Linked DNA regions of Homo sapiens: region 2 is linked to region 1. A link is a loop called in an ENCODE intact Hi-C map of the cell type or tissue named here. Cell type or tissue: chondrocyte. All regions are shown on one strand. Links, peaks and the distances in the headings refer to the core of each region. The heading gives the core; the rest is flanking DNA. Region 1 has its middle 23 kb from the start of LINC03004. Region 2 has its middle 26 kb from the start of NHEG1.

What was found. Peaks named below come from ENCODE experiments on the same cell type or tissue, not always from the same donor. Only the 100,000 strongest peaks of a DNase experiment are listed, where the experiment ranks them.
Region 2: a loop joins it to region 1, with 13 times the contacts of the local background. A loop is called at or near these places in 39 of 110 quality-filtered maps.

The regions. Positions count from the first base shown.
Region 1 is chr6:137,637,916-137,647,045 of GRCh38, reverse strand. No RefSeq gene overlaps it. Among named protein-coding and RNA genes, the nearest start is that of LINC03004, 23 kb to the left of the region's middle. RefSeq lists an enhancer at 5,425-5,474. In chondrocyte, for the core only: CTCF peaks have their summits at 5,168 and 5,368 (motif pointing right); no DNase peak of the experiment used is centred there.
Region 2 is chr6:136,962,953-136,972,082 of GRCh38, reverse strand. No RefSeq gene overlaps it. Among named protein-coding and RNA genes, the nearest start is that of NHEG1, 26 kb to the left of the region's middle. In chondrocyte, for the core only: a CTCF peak has its summit at 3,753 (motif pointing left); no DNase peak of the experiment used is centred there.

The sequences.
Region 1 (9,130 bases), core at 416-8,415:
TAGTAGAGTCATTGTGGAAAATAGTACGGAAGTCCCTCAAAAAACTAAAAATAGGACTACCCTATGATCTAGCAATCCTATTTCTGGGTATATATCTGAAAGAAAGGATATAAGTACATTAAAGAAATATCTGCACTCACATGTTTATTGAAGCATTATTTGTAATAGCCAAGAATGGAACCAACCCAAATGTCCATCAATGGATAAATAGATAAAGAAAATGTTGTGTGTGACACACACACACACACACACACACACACACACAATGGAATATTATTCAGACATAAGAAAAAGAAACCCTGTTATTTGTAGCAACATGGCTGGAACTGGAAGTCATTATGTTAATGGAAATAAGCCAGGCACAGAAAGACAAATACTGCATGTTCTTACTCATAAGGAGGAGCTAAAAGAGTGGATTTCCTGGAGGTAGAAAGTAGAATCGTGGTGACCAGAGGCTGGGAAGGGGAGGAGGGAATAAAGAGAGGTTGGTTAAGGGGTATAAAAATACAGTTAGATAAAAGAAATAAGTTCTAGTATTCAATAGTACAGGAAGAAAATTATAGTCAGCAATAATTTATTAAATATTTCCAAATAGCTAGAAGAGAATGATAATGTTCCCAACACAAAAAAAAGATCAATGTAGGGAGCTTCAAGACAGCTGACTAGAGGCATTCAGTACTCACCCCGCTTTACAAAGAAGAACCAAAACAGCAAGGAGATAGCCATACTTCGGATAGATTGCCTCAGAGAGAACACTAAAATTCAACAGAAAAGTGACAGGAAACACCTAGGCCAAGAAACGAGAGGGAAGCAAAGTAGCCTACTTGGCTGGGATTGGCTGAAAACCCAGGCAGGCTCCCCAGAGTAGGGGAAGGGTAAGTGACTGACCCCCAGTGGTCCACATTCCCACTGAGGACTCCCGCAGTCCTAGCCACGGAAGAGCCCCTGGACCCACAGAGACCCCGAGACTAACATAGGGAACTGCCTGGAATCCGTGCGATGGCATTGCTCCAAAGAGGGCGCTCCCGCTGGGTCCCACACACCCCGAGTCCACACTAAGCAGCTGCAGCACAGTGCCGCTTTGGGAGCCCAACTCCCAGTAGACTGCATCCTGCTCTGGGGTCCAACAGTCCGCGCAACTCCACATCAATGGAAACCTTAGGAAAACTTTCCTGGATTGGTCTACGCAAAGAATTTATGACTAAAATTTCAAGCATGAGCAACAAAAACAAAAACATACAAATGGGACTATATTAAACCTAAAAGCTTCTTCACAGCAAAGGAAACAGTAAACAGTTGAAGAGACAACTCATTGAATAGGAGAAAATAGTTGCAAACTATTCATCCAAAAGGGCACTAATGTCCAGAATAAACAAGGAACCCAAACAACTCAACAGGAAATACAAATGATTCCACTAAAAAGTGGACGAAGTAAAACAATGAACATTTCTCAAAAGAAGACATGCTTCAAATGGCCAAATGCTTCAAATTTGAAGACAGGCTTCAAATGGCCAAAAGGCATATGAAGAAATGCTCAACATCATTAATCGTCAGAGAAATGCACATCAAAGCCACAATGAGATGTTATCTTACTCCGGTCAAAATGGCTGTTATTAAAAAGACAAAAAGTAACAGAGGCCGGGCGCGGTGGTTCACGCCTGTAATCCCAGCACTTTGGGAGGCCAAGGCGAGCGGATCACAAAGTCAGGAGATGGAAACCATCCTGGTTAACACGGTGAAATCCCGTCTCTACTAAAAATACAAAAAATTAGCTGGGCGTGGTGGCGAGCGCCTGTAGTCCCAGCTACTCAGGATGCTGAGGCAGGAGAATCTCTTGAACCCAGCAGGCGGAGGTTGCAGTGAGCCGAGATCAAGCCACTGCACTCCAGCCTGGGTGACAGATTGAGACTCCGTCTCAAAAAAAAAAAAAAAAAAAAAAAAAGTAACAAATTCAGGTAAGGATGTGGAGAAAAAGAAAGTCTTGTACACTGTGTAGGTGGGAATGTAAATAAACTAGTACACCTACTGAGAAACAGTATGGCAATTTCTCAAAAAATGAAAACTAGAATGACCATTGAATCCAGCAATCCCAGTATTGGGTATCTACTCAAAAGAAAAAAAAAATCAATATATCAAAGGTATACCTGCACTCACATGTTTATTGCAGCACTATTCACAATAGCGAAGATATGGAATCAACCTAAGTGTTAATCAATGGATAAATGGACAAAGAAAATGTGGTATATGGATATACACAATGAAATACTATTCAGCCATAAAAAAGAATGAAATCATGTCAACATGGATGGAACTGGAGGTCATCATCTTAAATGAACTAAGCCAATCACAAAAAGGCAAATATCACAAGTTCTCACTTAGATGTGGGAACTAAAATTTTGATTGCTTGGACGTAGAGAGTGGAAAGATAGCTAACAGGGACTGGGAAGTGTGAGTGGGGGGAGATGAAGAGAAATGGGTTTAAACAAACAAGCATACAGTAAGATGGAACAAATTCCACGTTCAGTAGCAGAGTAGGGTGACTATGCTTAACAAACATGTATTGTACTTAGGTAATGGACTCTCTGAATACCTTGAGTCAGTCACTACACATTATACACCTGTAACAAAATTTCTCATGTACCCTATACGTTTGTACAAATTTTTTTATGTCAATTCTTGGTCAAGAATATATTAGCACAATGAAAGAGAGAGAAGTAGAATAATTACTTAAAAGTCCAGTGTTGTTTAACTCCTCTACAGATTTCACTTTCCCTTTGACATTTTTTTTTCCCATGGAGCATAAAATAGACAAATGTTGATTAAACACATTCCCTTTTTTAATTTATTTTTTTCTCCCTGTCATTTACTTTATTTTTGGAGATAATATCTTTTCTCTCTCTTTTTTTTCTTCAATTTTTATTTTAAGTTCCTGGGTACATGTGCAGGATGTGCAGGTTTGTTACATAGGTAAACGTGTGCCATGGTGGTTTGTTGCACAGATCAACCCATCACCTAGGTATTAAGCCCAGCATCCATTAGCTATTCTTTCTGATGCTCTCCCTCCCTGCAAAGCCCTCTGACAGACCCTGGTGTTTGTTTTTCCCCGCCATGTGTCCATGTGTTCTCAGCATTCAGCTACCACTCATAAGTGAGAACATGCAGTGTTGGTTTGCTGAGGATAATGGCTTCCACCTCCATCCATGTCCCTGCAAAGGACATGATGTCATTCCTTTTTATGGCTGCATAGTATTCAGTGGTATATATGTACCACATTTTCTTTATCCAGTCTATCATTGATGGGCATTTGGGTTGATTCCAGGTCTTTACTATTGTGAATAGTGCTGCAATAAACCTACGCATGCATGTATCTTTATAATAGAATGATTTATATTCCTTTGGGTATATACCCAGTAATGGGATTGCTGGGTCAAATGATACTTCTGGTTCCAGGTCTGAGAAATCATCACACAGTCTTCCACAATGGTTGAACTAATTTACACTCCCACCAACAATGTAAAATGTTCCTTTTTCTCCACAACCTCACCGGCATCTGTTGTTTCTGTATATTTTTAATAATCACCATTCTGACTGGCGTGAGATGGTATCTCATTGTGGTGGTTTTGATTTGCATTTCTCTAATGATCAGTGATGTTGATCTTTTTTCATGTTTGTTGGCCGCATGAATGTCTTCTTTTGAGAAATGTCTGTTCATGGTCTTTGCTCACTTTTTAATGAGGTTGTAAATTTGTTTAAGTTCCTTGTAGACTCTGGATATTAGACCTTTGTCAGATGGATTGATTGCAAAAATTTTCTCCTCTTCTGTACGTTGTCTGTTCACTCTGATGATAGCTTCTGTTGCTGTGCTGAAGCTATTTAGTTTATTTAGATCTCATTTGTCAATTTTTGCTTTTGTTGCAATTGCTTTTGGCGTTTTCATCATGAAATCTTTGCCCCTGCCTATGTCCTGAATGGTATTGCCTAGATTTTCTTCTAGAATTTTATAGTTTTGGGTTTTGCATTTAAGTCTTTCATCCATCTTGAGTTAATTTTTGTATAATTTTGTTATTTTTGTATTAATGGAGGTTTTATTATTTTTATTTTGAAGATATAAGACCTATTTAAAGACTATATACTGTCATTAGATAGATTATTCCTATGCTTTAAAAACATAGAATTACAGGGCTTTCTGGATTTTTAATCCAATATTCTGCCCTTTGCTAATAATATACAAAAAAATTCCTCAGGAAAGTGTCATTTTCTATATTATTCTAAGAAGTTTTTGGGAAGGAAACAAAGAATATTTTCTAGATTCATATATCTTTAAAATTTTTTAATGTTTAAAAGTGAAGTCTTTTTAATACAATTGCACTTCACCTGGCATTATAACACCTAGTATCTTTTGTTAAGTTGTCTTTTTGTAAAATCTAGAAATAATCATCATAGTTCATATGAGTATGGCATCTTAGAGTTTTCCAAATGCCTTCACATAAAATATTTCATTTGATCTTTCTATCATTTCTAGTGAGGAAGATAGGGTAGGTATTTCTACAGCCACATCTGGATGAAGGAACTAAGGCTGAGGGTTGAAATGACTTGTCCTAGATCCTGATCACCTAATTAGTGAGTGGCAGAGCCTGGACATGACTGCACATCACTTGCTAACAAAACAAACCACCACCACCAAAAGCCTTAAGTAGAACTAGAAAGTAAGCAAAAACAAAAACATCTTACTAAAATATCAAATATCATGACCACCTTCTTTTTTTTTTTTTTTTTTTTTTTTGAGACGGAGTCTCGCATTGCTGCCCGGCTGGAGTGCAGTGGTGCAATCTCGGCTCACCGCAACCTCCGCCTCCTGGGTTCAAGAGATTCTCCTGCCTCAGCCTCCAGAGTAGCTGCGATTACAGGTGCCCACCACCATGCCCAGATAATTTTTTGTATTTTTAGTAGAGACGGGGTTTCACCATGTTGGCCAGGCTGGTCTCAAACTCCTGACCTCGTGATTCTCCTGCCTTGGCCTCCCAAAGTGCTGAGATTTCAGATGTGAGCCACCTTGCCCGGCCCAGGACCACATTTTATTCAAGATATTATAACAAGCTTTCCACCAAAAAATAAATAAATAAATAAAATGGAAAGACAATGTTAAGAATTTTGAATTTTATAGATATTTTCAAGTGCTTGGAATTACCAAAAGCATAGAGAGTAGAGCCAAATAGTTTTTAAAATTTGAAATGATTAGATTATTAATATTGGAAGGATTTTGTGTCCCATTTATTATCATTCTTTCTCTGCCTGCTGGAATGTGTTTTGTGCTGCAATCCGAGTGAAGTTTTAAGATCTACCCAGAGGCCAGGAGAGGGCAGTGTGAGCTCACAAAATAGAAGCCATACTTAACACACTGCTCGGCCCTGGCACTGCCTGGGTGTCATCTCATATTCCAATGTTCGCAACGATAGCAAAAAAAAAGTCAACACAATAAACTCCAAAGGAAGGAAGGAAGGAAAGAAGGGAGGAAAAATTATAAACCCTCACTATTGAATGAAGATAACATGAAAGAGTAGGAAGAAAATATTTTCAAATACTTGTTGGATATGGACTCTATGCTAAGTGCTACAATGAAAGAGACAAAATCCCTATGGTGAAGGAGAGACATGAAGAAACCAAACTCTGTTTTCAACTGGTCACATTCTTTGTGGCCTCGTTTGTTAATAAAATAAATACTTACTATCAGATGTCATACAAGGACTCATCTGGTCCCCAAATCCTGCAGGGCTTAGATGGCAGTGGCCTGGTGCAAAGGAAAATTTAAGCCCCCAGGTTGAAAGAGAATGGCAAACATGCCAGTGTTCATGCATACCCGATATAGTACATACCTATGAACAATACATTTCCATTGTTCGTTCTGTCAAGGGCTAGAAGAAAATATGCTCATGAATCTAGAGAAAAATTTTATTAAAAATGATCTTATTATTAACTGCAGTATTTTCTATTCCTATAATCCTACCATTCAACTTAGTTCATGTCCCCAGCATCTACTGAGGACCCTCTACGCTGAGCAGGGGAATATGGCAGAGCCTGTGGGAGGCACAGGAGCAGGGGAGGCAGTGGGATGAAATGTCCAAAGGTGGTGACAAAGTTGTATAAGTTATATAATAAAAGGAATACATAAAATGTCCAGCAAAAAAAGACATTGCTTCTGCCTTAGGGTGTTGGAGAATTGAGGAGTGATCGAGATGGACCTTATGGGATTTTGATGGCGGCAGAAGGTGGGATAGAGATTTGACAAGTATGAGGGGAATTTCAGGTAGAGGAAACACAGAGGTGGAGGTGTGGGGTATGTTTGGCGTGATAGTGAGAATCCATCTCCAATGCCCAGAGGACAAGGCATGGGATAGGGAGAGAATGGAGAAGGAGTGGCGTTCCGGTGGGGAAGGGACAAAGGGAATAGAGAGAAGAGGGATGTGGCACCTGGAGAGCCTTGAATGCCGCGTTAATGAATTTGGACTACACGTTCATGGGCTTACTGTTTATCCTCCAACAAGTCCCCAAAAGACTGGGAATGCATTCTGTAAACCAAGGGGAGATGGGATATTGCAGAGCAGATATGTCTAGGTTTTATGTGCATGCATATGTGTATGTGTTTTGTGTGTGACTATGCAGATCTGATCTCGTGGCTAGGTGGCTGCATCCACGAGCACGTAGCTCTCTGACAAAGATAATGAGAATGGCGATAGCTAATTAGAATATTAGTGTCATAGATACTGTGAGCAAGCAGACAAGAGGCAGCTTTGTTCCAAGAGAGCCCTTTATTAGGAGTTGGCGGCATTGGCGAGATTGCCATGCACAGCAGCACCAATGCAAGAAGACATTAATTTCGCTTCTGCTGTTTCACAGACACTAGGTGGAAATCAGTTTCTTCCAGTGAAATATGTATGTTCTGTTCTAACCTTCTGGTATTGTATTCGGTATCAATATTCATTTCAGAAATATTAGATTATTATGAATGATAAGACATTTTTCCCCTAAAAATAAACTTCCTTGTGTTATTCACATGATATATAGGCAGAATTATTTGGTTTGGGACTCAGATAAATGCTGTCGGGAAAACATGAGAAGATAAAAATTTTGCCCACGCTTTGGTGGCGCTAATGTATTTTAGCTGGAAAATCGTCTGGGAATTGAAATAGAATGTTGGAGGTATCCAAGGTTACATATAATATGAAAAAATGTATAAAAAGAAACTACATTTGTTCCTCTCCCATAGTTTTTGAATATGTTATTAGTCCAATGGATCTTGGTAATTTCAGTGACAGATACTTATAATGATTTAACCAAGCCTGAGAACCTATCTGCAGAAAAACATGCAGTCTATCATGTCACCTTCATTTTCAGAGGAATTTCTCAGCCTTGAAACTCAGTAGGCCTAGGTTCAGAACCCTTGCCTGAGACTTCTAGGAAATAATGAGCCACTGTATACCTCTAAGGTGTGTCCCCCTAAAATGTTCCTTTCCCGTGTTATACTTTCTCTTTCATTTCTACATTTAGGACAGTGGTCATTTTCTAACCAGATGATGACTTTAGAAACACAAATTGTGGTTTTATTTAACATTGCAGGCAAATCCTGTAGACCGTGATCCCATAAATACGTGTTCATTCTGACTAACCCAAGATAGTGTGGTTAGAGGAAACCTTTGAAAACCTTGTTTCTTAATATAAGCAAAAATGGGAGTCTTTTAGTAATGAAAATTTGCAGTCAAATTCCATTTTTGTCTTTTATCTTCTGGTCTTTATAAGACCCTGGCAAGAAAAGACCCAACTCCTTCAGGCTAGAGTGGCACAATGAGGTAACAGCCTTATTGAAGTTTTAAACAAGAAGCCCATGAGCTAGTGCTCTTAAAACCTCATGGCAAATTTTATGTATGTTTCAGATCTACTCTGTAGGTTGCTCAGCAGAGGTCCCCCCTTGGCCACTAGCACACATAGCTCACACCAACTGCATACATGTGCCTGCTGCTGTTCTAGAAGGGTTTCAGATAGAAATCCATTTAATCCTCCCAACAACCTGAAGGAGTACAGGAATGTTATTCTGCCTATTTTAGATGAAACTGAGGCCCTGGATGATGAGTTGCTTGTCTCAGAGCCCACGGTGGTAGAGTCAGGATCTACACTCAAGCAGTCTTGTTGCAGAGCCTGTGTACTAACTTATATGCTCCTCTGATATACAGACATTATTTTTTCAAAACAATGGCCCCAGGTAGTAATGGTACTATTCTTATATCTTCTGTTTTGAGGGGATCTGCGACTCTGGCTCGGGCATTCTCTCAGCTCTCCAGTCGTTGAAGGATTTCTCTCTCTCTCTCCATCTCTCTCTCTGGCTCTCACTCTCTCTTTCTCTCTCTGCCACCACACACATGCAATTCAGTTATACATTTGTTCAATTAGGCCTAACCTCCAGTGCAAGGAAAGCAGCAAGCTTTACACTGCTTTCCCATTGGAGGGGCAATAGGCACTCAAGTCTGTCTTCTCCATGAAAGGAAGTCACAAATTTTCACTGAACTCTTCCACAATCAGCATAAAATAGTTATTTAGGGTTTGCAAATAGAAATAGAGAAAATTTTCATTGTGAACTGTCTTCCTTTCCAAAATTTTTTGTGTTTTGCTGTTGTTTATCTTGTTTTCTTGAGATAAATGTTTGTGTTTCTCATTTCCCCTCTTGGCCAGTTTTTCGGTATAAAAATTTTTGAAGCTGATACTTACAAACTTCTAACTCCTCTCTTCCTTTGGGCTTAGATACTTACCCAAACTGGAACTATATTTAAAAGTCTCCTTAATTGCAAGACCTTGACTTTATAGAGGTAAAAGGTCAATTTTAAAACCCATACCCTATACAGTAACCTAACTCAATTCAGGTGCTTTGATTGGTTCACTGCTTTGACAATTACAAGAAACACCACTAGCATCTGAAGAAATTGAAATCCCAGGACTGTCTTCACATCTAAATCCACAATGGTGCCTGGAGCAAATCATGGATCAAAATATCTGATTGGCCAACAACTGACTGGTAATTGTCCATAATTGATTCTCCTGTAAAGTGCAAATGATAGTTAGTTAACAGCAAAGAAATTGAAAT
Region 2 (9,130 bases), core at 499-8,498, 680 kb after region 1:
AGTTATCTTTTATTTATGTTTATGGTTTGGACAATGACTTATTAAGTCATATTAGTTTGAACAATATCTTTTGTTTTATTGTGTCCTAAAACTTTTTAAAAATCGGATTGGCTGATGCCACTTACTTCCCCTGAATTTGTGCTTCCAAATAACCTGCTCTTGTATGGAGAAGATGATGAGAACTGGCCTCACCTAAGACATTTTTGTGATAAGGAATTCCCAGCATTTAAAATCCATTTTTGTATAGGTCAGGGTTGGTCCCTGTGGCTATTTCTCTGAATGCCAGATGCAGACATCAGTACTACCGTGATGTTTTCCAGTGTGCTTCAAATCTAGCTTTCTCAATGTGATAAAATAAGCAGTGGGCAAAGGGGCCCGAAAGACTGGATTCAAGCTCTGGCTTTATTCTTTTTTTTTTGTTTTTAGATGGAGTCTCGCTCTGTCGCCCAGGCTGGCACAATCTCGGCTCACTGCAACCTCTGCCTCCCAGGTTCAAGTGATTCTTTCACCTCTGCCTCCCAGGTAGCTGAGAATGCAGGCACGCACCACTATGCTCAGCTAATTTTTGTATTTTTAGCAGAGACGGGGTTTCACCACATTGGCCAAGCTGGTCTCGAACTCCTGACCTCAGGTGATCCACCTGCCTTGGCCTCCCAAATTGCTGGAAATACAGGCGTGAGCCACTGCGCCTGGCTTAAGCTCTGGCTTTATTCTAATCTTTTACTTCTCTGGGCCCCAGTTTCTTCATCTATATAATGATGTTATTGCACCAGATTACTAAGAGGTAAGGTTGGAATTCTTTGTTTTATTTTCATTTCAAAAGCAGTGGAGACTTTTTTGAAAATCGAAGTGGGACGGGGGCAGTGGATAACAGGGAGCTGCTCTTGTGGTAGCTGGGAGAAGGGCTAGGAACCTGCCTCTACTTCCCTCACAGCAGCCCTGGAATCTCCTCTTCAGCTGACCCCAGGATGGCTCCTAAGAACACACTTTGCAACCATTAAACTAGGTCCAAGTTTCCTAAGCTTCAGGCATTCACATGCTACCTTGTGATGTTTGCCGGAATCAGCATATATTGTGTGCTATTTATTCATTCATTCAGCCATTCAACAAGGATTTACTGAGGACCTACTCTGGGATGAAGATCCAGCTAAACCAAAGTCCCTCTGTTGGGGGTGTGGCTACATTCTTAGGAAGCCGTATCTCTCGGTGGTTAGGAGTCTAGGCTCTGAATTCAGACAGATCTATGTTCGTCTGGATTCACACAGGTCTGCCCTTTAAAATTTTGTGAATTGGACAAGTTATTATGCAACTCCTCTTTGCTTCAATTCAGTTTTCTGTAAATCAAAATTTAATTCAAAGGGCTATTGTGACGATTAAATGAGGAACTACATTCAAAGCACTTAGTACAAGACTCAGCACACAGCTCTTAGTAACAGCTGTTATCTACTTATTTTTTTAACTAATTTTTTTAGCCTCATTCTGAGCAAATAAATTTAATACACAAGATGTATATTTCTAACACACTTGAAGATATATGTACAACAATTTCATCTGAAAATGTTTTTCTTCAATTAGCTGGGCATGCTGGCATGTGCCTATAGTCCCAGCTACACTGGAGGATGAGGAAGGATGATCACTTGAGCCCAGGAATTCATGGCTGCAGTGAGCTATGATCACCACCACTGCATTCCAGCCTGGATGGGAGAGCAGGGCCCTGTCTCTAAAAAAAAACAAAGAAAAAGAAAAAAGAAAATGTTTGTCATCACACATGAAGTCATTTCAGAATACCTATGGTACAGGTGTGACACTTGGGAAGCATAATTACATCATTCCTTCTACTAGGACCAGTCCATGCTTGGGCTGCATGGACTATAAGACCTCATTTTGCTTTGTGTACTGCTATCACTCCTATTCATCTTAAGAAAACAGTCATTAGATGTGCTTAATTGCCTCAGCATTTCGTATCCAGGGAACGGCCTGCACCCACTTCTTTGTCATCCAGATAATGATCGCAGTTGCACAAGGTGTGATGAAACCAGGCCCAGATCATGCGTGCAACTCAACAAAGACAACAAGCCAATCCATGGACAGATACTAAAATATTTATACCATACAGTGCTTAGGAAGGATTTTTCAGGGATGGAGACAAGAGCAAAGCCCTATGAAGTTAGCGATGTTCAGCACACAAGCTCACCCATCTCCCCATAGTGCTGCTCCCGTCCCAGAGGGCCTACGGAAGCCTGCAATACTCCCTCTCCTGTCTCCCTTTTCCCCAAGATGGAGCCTGGGGACTCTGCAAGGTCAAGGACACCAGGCAATCCCCAGCCAGAGACCTTGCTAGCCTCCTATTTGCTGCCACATAAAAGCAGCCTTTTCTAAGGCCAGACACCAACTCCCTCCTCCACCCCACGCGCTACACACAAACTTTCATCACCATGAATTACCTGGCAGTTATTAAGTGAGTCATATGGCACACAGAGATAGAGTATGTCAGAGGTAAACGCAGACGTTTTCCAGTGACTAGGCTGGGGCCAGCCCTCTGGGCAATTCAGGAACTCTCTGGACACCCAGTTTCTGCTTCAACACTAAACAGAGGCCACCACCTTCGTTACCCTCCTCACCCACCCTATAGCTTACAACCTGATGGGCAACCATATTTGGGTATAATCAAAGGGCTGTATCCTAGTCCTTTGTCTGTCTGTTACCAGCCAACGGCGTGACCCCAGACAAGTGTCACTCTCTCAGCCTTATTTTCTTCTTTTGTAAAATGAGGAGTGTGTTTGATGGGATTCCTAACGTCCCTTCCAAACTAGCATACTAGTTCTAGTTCTTCCGACCTGATTCTAACGACCTCTCTTCTCCATGACAACCCTTCCAACATTTAACTGTAGTGTTCAAGTCATCCCTTCCTCTGCAAACATCCCCTTCCCTTCCACACGTCCCTGTCACTCCTGGTTTCCAGATCCCTCTCTGCTCTGGTCATCCTCCTCTGGACGGGGGCCAGCTCATCAGCTCGGTTCAGATAAGGGGCACAGCAGAGCTTGCCTGGGACTTCTTCCAGAGCACCTGCTCATTGCCAGAACCAAGGCTGACTCAATTAGAACATCTGGTCACCTTCCCGTCCCCTGGCGCCTCCTCATCCTGTGGCAAAACCACTGGCTTCACAGATATAGTTAGATTTAAATTATTAGCCATTAGGAAAAGACAGAAAGGTACCCGCTGGCTAGGCATGGTGGCCCAAGCCTGTAATCCCAGCACTTTGGGAGGCTGAGGCAGGAGGATCACTTGAGCCGAGGAATTTGAGACCAGCTCGGGCAACATCATGAGAACCCCATCTCTACAAAAAAAAAAATAGAAAATTAGCCGATGTGGTGGTGCACACCTGTAGCCCCAGCTACTCAGGAGGCTGAGGTGGGAGGATCACTCGAACCTGGGAGGTTGAGGATGCAGTCAGCCAAGATGGCGCCACCGCACTCCAGCCTGGGCGACAGAGTGAGCAAGTTTTTGTTTTGGCGACCCTGCCTCAACACAAAAACAAAAGCAAAAAGTTACCCGGTAATGCATAACCTCATATTTTCCAAGGCATTCATTTAAGGAAAAAGAAAAACATGAAGAAAACTCTTTGTAATAAGTGCTGTGAGGCGCCTCAGCTCCTCAAACAGCAAGTCCCAGCGGGGAGAAAGCCATGGCTTCTGCAGTTACAGAAAAAGCACCCACTAGGCTAGGTGAGCACAGCCAAGAAGATATTGCTGCCACCGTGTGGCGACAGTTGTTATATTACCTCTGTCCAGCCCCGGAAGGACTTAGGGATGAACGGCTGAAGAAAATACGTATTGGCTGGTTTCCATAATTAGGAATCCTGAGACCGAAAATTAATGAAGACAGCACACTTGACCAAAATGTCACCAGATTGGTTCTCCTGTCTGCATTCTTCTCATCTCTCAGACCACTCACCTTCCTCCCAGCCCTCTTTAACATCGGGAACTAAATGTGCTTTGGACTAGACCTTGCGGCATGACAGTCATCCCTATGGTAGCAAGTGTGGCAGCATCTGACTGCCAATCTCCGACTCCCACCAGAGTGGGGAGTGATTTCTGAACCACAGAACCCATCTTTCTATCTCTCTCTCTCTCTCTCTTTCAGTTCTTAACCTTCTGTTACGTTCCTGGGACAGATCACATGTGTGAACCTTCTTGTCTCTTTGCCCCTACATGAAGGGGGTGTAAGCAGTGGCTAACTGAAGGGGGTGTAAGCAGTGGCTAACACCCTTTCTTGGTCATTTTGCACATCCCTTCAAGCTAGTTAGCTTAACCCCCTGGTCCCGTGCCCCAACTAACACCAATGTAGAGAAAATGTCTTTGTCCATAATCTAAGTGGAAGATGGAAATCTGACTTCCATCTCTGCAGGAAGATGAACTGCCCCCTGCCCCCTTTTTAATAGTATTATGGCCACAGATTGCTGTCCTGTGTGATCTCCACCAAGAACTCTACCTGGAGATCTCCAGGCTGGATGGTGGCTCCAAGGAGGCACAGTCATGGCATAGTGGCTCTAGGGGTGCACACCACAGCTTCCTATGGTAGGTCCCTCCAGATTCGGACCCTATGTGCCTGTGCCTGTGTCTATGCCGGTCAGCAGCATCATCTTCTTCCCTCACAGATGTGTCCCTTTTCCTTCTGCATGCCCCACTGCAGGGAAGTAGAAGGTTGGAGGACCAATGTACAGGAGCAGGGGTGACTATGTGTATCTGATCTAGTGTAATCCCTGGGTGTGGTTCTAGGAAGTTTGTCAACCTTAAACTAATTTACTTCCCTATCACTAATTCACGAGTTCTATTGACTGAACAAAAAGTGCAAAAAAAGAAGGTAGTGAATTCATCAATCATAGAAAAGGGCTATATTAAGCTTACTGTACAGCTCAAACTGATATTTACCTAAGCACCTTCCCCAGACAGCTATAAAAATAACTGTTGCCATCACAAAGAGAAAGAAAACGACCTAACTGTTCTGGTTAAAAGGTGATGAGGGGCCAGGTGTGGTGGCTCGCGACTGTAATTCCAGCACTTTGAGAAGCGGAGATAGGCAGATCACCTGAGGTCAGGAGTTCAAGACCAGCCTAGCCAACAAGGTGAAACCCCCATCTCTACTAAAAATACAAAAATTAATTGGGCGTGTGGCACATGCCTGTTGTCCCAGCTACTTGGGAGACGGAGGCAGAAGAATTGCTTGAACCTGGGAGGCAGAGCTTGCAGTGAGCTGAGATTGCGCCACTGCACTCCAGCCTGGGCAACAGAGTGAGACTCTGTCTCAAAAAAAAAAAAAAAGAAAAGGAAAGAAAAGAAGAAACAAGGTGATGAGGAGAAATCATCTAGAGAAGGGAAAGAGATGGAAACATAAACAAAATGAAACATACTAAATATTCACTACATGATCTGGAGCAGAGGATAGAATCACCTGCACATCACAAACCTGTACTTTCTGAGGAGAAGGATTTACAAACTAACCCATTCCCAAGTGAGGCTGCTTAGCCACATGCAAGATGTAGCGTCATGGGAATTCATCCGGGCAGTCGCCTCCCAGGTCTTGTGAGCGCCACCATCCTGTTCTGGTCCCTCGTGTGCAGTGAGGCACAGATAGATATATGAAATTTCTAGAATAAGATCTGGAAAGAGCCACATCAAATGGTGACAGTGGTTACCTTGGGGAATGGAGGTGGGGAAAATAAGAATAGAGAGAGATAATTAATGGGAACATTAACCTATTACATCTTTTTTTGTTTGCAAACAGAATGTATTCATTTATCACTTGTGTGATTTTTTTAAACACATTAAAGATATTACAAAATCCAGTAGAAGGAGTATGGACGTAAGTTGTACTACTTGGCCTACCTGGGCCCCAGCTCTGTCTATATCTTACTGGTGGGTCTAGCTTTGGGCAAGACACTAAAATTCTTGAGCCTCCATTTCCTCATCTGTAAAATGAAGGCATTAATATGTAACTCACAGGGTTGCTGTATTGATTGAGATTATAATAGCAACTGAAATACAGTTGGTCCTTAATAAATGCTTAAGAAAAGAGAGATCGTGGTTGGACACGGTGGCTCATGCCTGTAATCCCAGCACTTTGCGATGCCGAGGGAGGTGGATCTCCTGAGGTTGGGAGTTCGAGACCAGCCTGACAAACATGGTGAAACCCTGTCTCTACTAACAATACAAAATTAGCTGGGCATGATGGCACATGCCTGTAATCCCAGCTAACCGGGAGGCTGAGGCACGAGAATCACTTGAACCCAGGAGGCAGAGGTTGCAGTGAGCCAAAATCGCGCCATTGCACTCCAGCCTAGGCAACAAGAGCAAAACCTGTCTCCAAAAAAAAAAAAAGAAAGAAAGAAAGAAAGAAAAAGAAAAAGAAAGAAAGGAAAAAAAAGAAAAGAGAGTCCATTACCCAGATCAGAGGTGATGAAGGCTTATAAAGATGGTGGCAAAGAAGATGAAAAAGAAGAGAAAGATGGGAGAGACATTTCAGAGACATGACAGAAATGAAGGCGATTTGCCAACAAAGCCAAGGCTTAGGACCCTGCACCCCCATGCTATCCCAAGCTGACCTTTGTGCCTCTTTTCTCTTTCCAGGCTGCTAGGATGTTGCTGTTGTGTGAGAATATGAAGGGGGATGAGAAAAAAACAATGGAATGGAATGAATTCAAGACCAAATAAAGTCCGTGGTGAGACTTTTAAATATTCATATTCGTCAATGGCAATTTTGTAAAAGAATTTGCAATGCCCCTACTTTCTGTAAATGAGTGGGTACCCCCATCCTAGGGATATCCTCATCCTAATACCTCTCTTTAGGACAGCCTGTCTCTCCCTCTAAGCCATTCTTGGTGGAGATGATACCATCTTCCAGAAGACAAAAATTGTTCTTGGGAAACAAAAATATCTTACTATGTTAATGTGTAAGGCACAGATACACACAGAGTACACACGCAGATAAGCAGTATGTTTGTGGTATTGAATTTTGTGGGGAGGATATCAGAAAAAAAATCTAAAAAGGTTCTTTAGAGAGGTGACAAAAAAAGTCAGGAAACTCTAGTCTATACCCTAATCACCTTTGGAGCAGGGATTCTGAATTCACGTTCACTGTGGAATTCTCCTTTGGGAATGTCTCCATTGTGGAATGTCTCCATTGTGGAATGTCTCCACTGGGAACATTCAATGGGCTGAAATGATAAACAATGTGAGCTGGCTTCCTTGGAAGTCACTTAGGTAGTGAGGTGTTGTGGCCAATCTCGTGAAGTAACCTTATAAGTTACTTCCTCATGAAGTAACCTTAAAAGAGAGCACCTTCTGGAAGCTCCCCTAGGCCTCCCCTCCAGTATCGTCTCATTTGCCTGACTTGAATGAAGTGCCTTTTCCAGAACCAATCACAAGCAAGGGACTGAAATACCCCTGAGACCTGCAGGACCTGGACCTGGAAGTGTTGGCTTCCCCTGAGGCACAGACACCGCCCAGGGGCAGGGGAGTGGCAGGGACCCAAATAAAATGAGGGTTCTATAAGGAAGGAAAAAGGAATGAATAGACTTTGGTCTAGGTGGGGCAGAAAATGGTGTCCATGTAATTACTGACTCAAATGTTCCCAAACAGTTTTGTTAAGAGAAACAGGCTTCTACCTTGTTACCTCCATATTTTATTAGCTTTTGACAGAGCAAACAATTTTTAAAGTTGTGATTTTGGTCACATTTATTTTGGCTAGCTATTAATTTAGACACTCGAACCATAGTTGTATCTTTTCACATCATATGCATTTCACAGTATGTTGTGGTCTCTTATTTAAGCAATGTGAGAGGTGAGAGAGAGAGCACGCGTGTATGTGTCTTAGGATTTTTCTGGGGACAGGAATAGCATGTTAAATAGGGAACATGGATCTGAGAACCTGGGGACCAAGGCTATTATTGCCTTCACTTTACTGAGTTAAGTGGGTGACAGCAGGCAAGTTAAGTGGGTGGCACCCAGTCCTCTGAGCTTTGATTTTCTCACTTCTTATTAAATAAAGAAAAGATTATCAAAGTCTCTGCCATCTCCCAGATTCTATGTCTTGGAATTTGCTTTTTTTTTAAGCTATATTATAGATTATAGAAGTTTGTAGGGTTTTATTTATATTGTTGCTTTGGCTAACTATTTGGAAGCTTATTAGTAATTATTTCTGATATTTTGAACAGAAGCAAGCTCTCAATTATAATATTGTTTTGATGGAAAAATATAATCTATTTAACTATAAAACCTTGTCACATCACAGTATCCAAGAAGAAATATTTGCACCATCAGATGAAGCCTGCTATATTCAGTTTTAAATGAACACATTCAATCTTTTGGCAGGATGGATGGATGGATGGATGGATGGCTGGATGGATGGATGGATGGACACACAGATATCTGAATGAATACATGTTCTTGCTGTTTGATCTTAGGTATAATTCACAGGTGACACTGAGGAAATTAAGTGGCAGGTGTATGTCATTCAGCAATTAGGAACGGTTGGACATTGTCCCTATTCTAATAATAGGCCTATGGATGGTCTGCAGCTTGAGTCCACATCAGCAGCACACTCTATTTGTCAGCTTCCCAAAGGACATTCTGGCATTTTCATTAGACTCTGCTTTCTTTCTATTAACACATCTGAACAGAATGTGCCCTTGCAAAGGGAGGCCAGTGACAGCATTTAAGTCTGTAATGTCAAAGAAAATCTCCAGTGGTAGATACACTTCCCTGGTCTCTTTTCCCTTAAGGATTATGAGATTTATATACCTAACGAGTCAGAGTGTGTTTTCTTTCTATGCAGTATCCCATATCCAAATAAATAATGAAATAAATACATAAGCACAAACACCACATGCACCTTTTGCCATTTACTGAGTCAGTAAGATTTTGACATTAGTAAGAGCAGCAATGAATTATGAATGTTTCTAAGAGAAATTTTTAATCCAGGAGGACTTTTTAAAAGGCACTTTTCGATTCTGGCCTAATAGATTAGTATAATCAAATAGCTGTTGTTTAAATTATTTAGTTATTCCCAACTAATATATAAAGCCCAACTGACAAAAACCAATTCTAAAATCCAGGCTGAAAAACTCCACTGT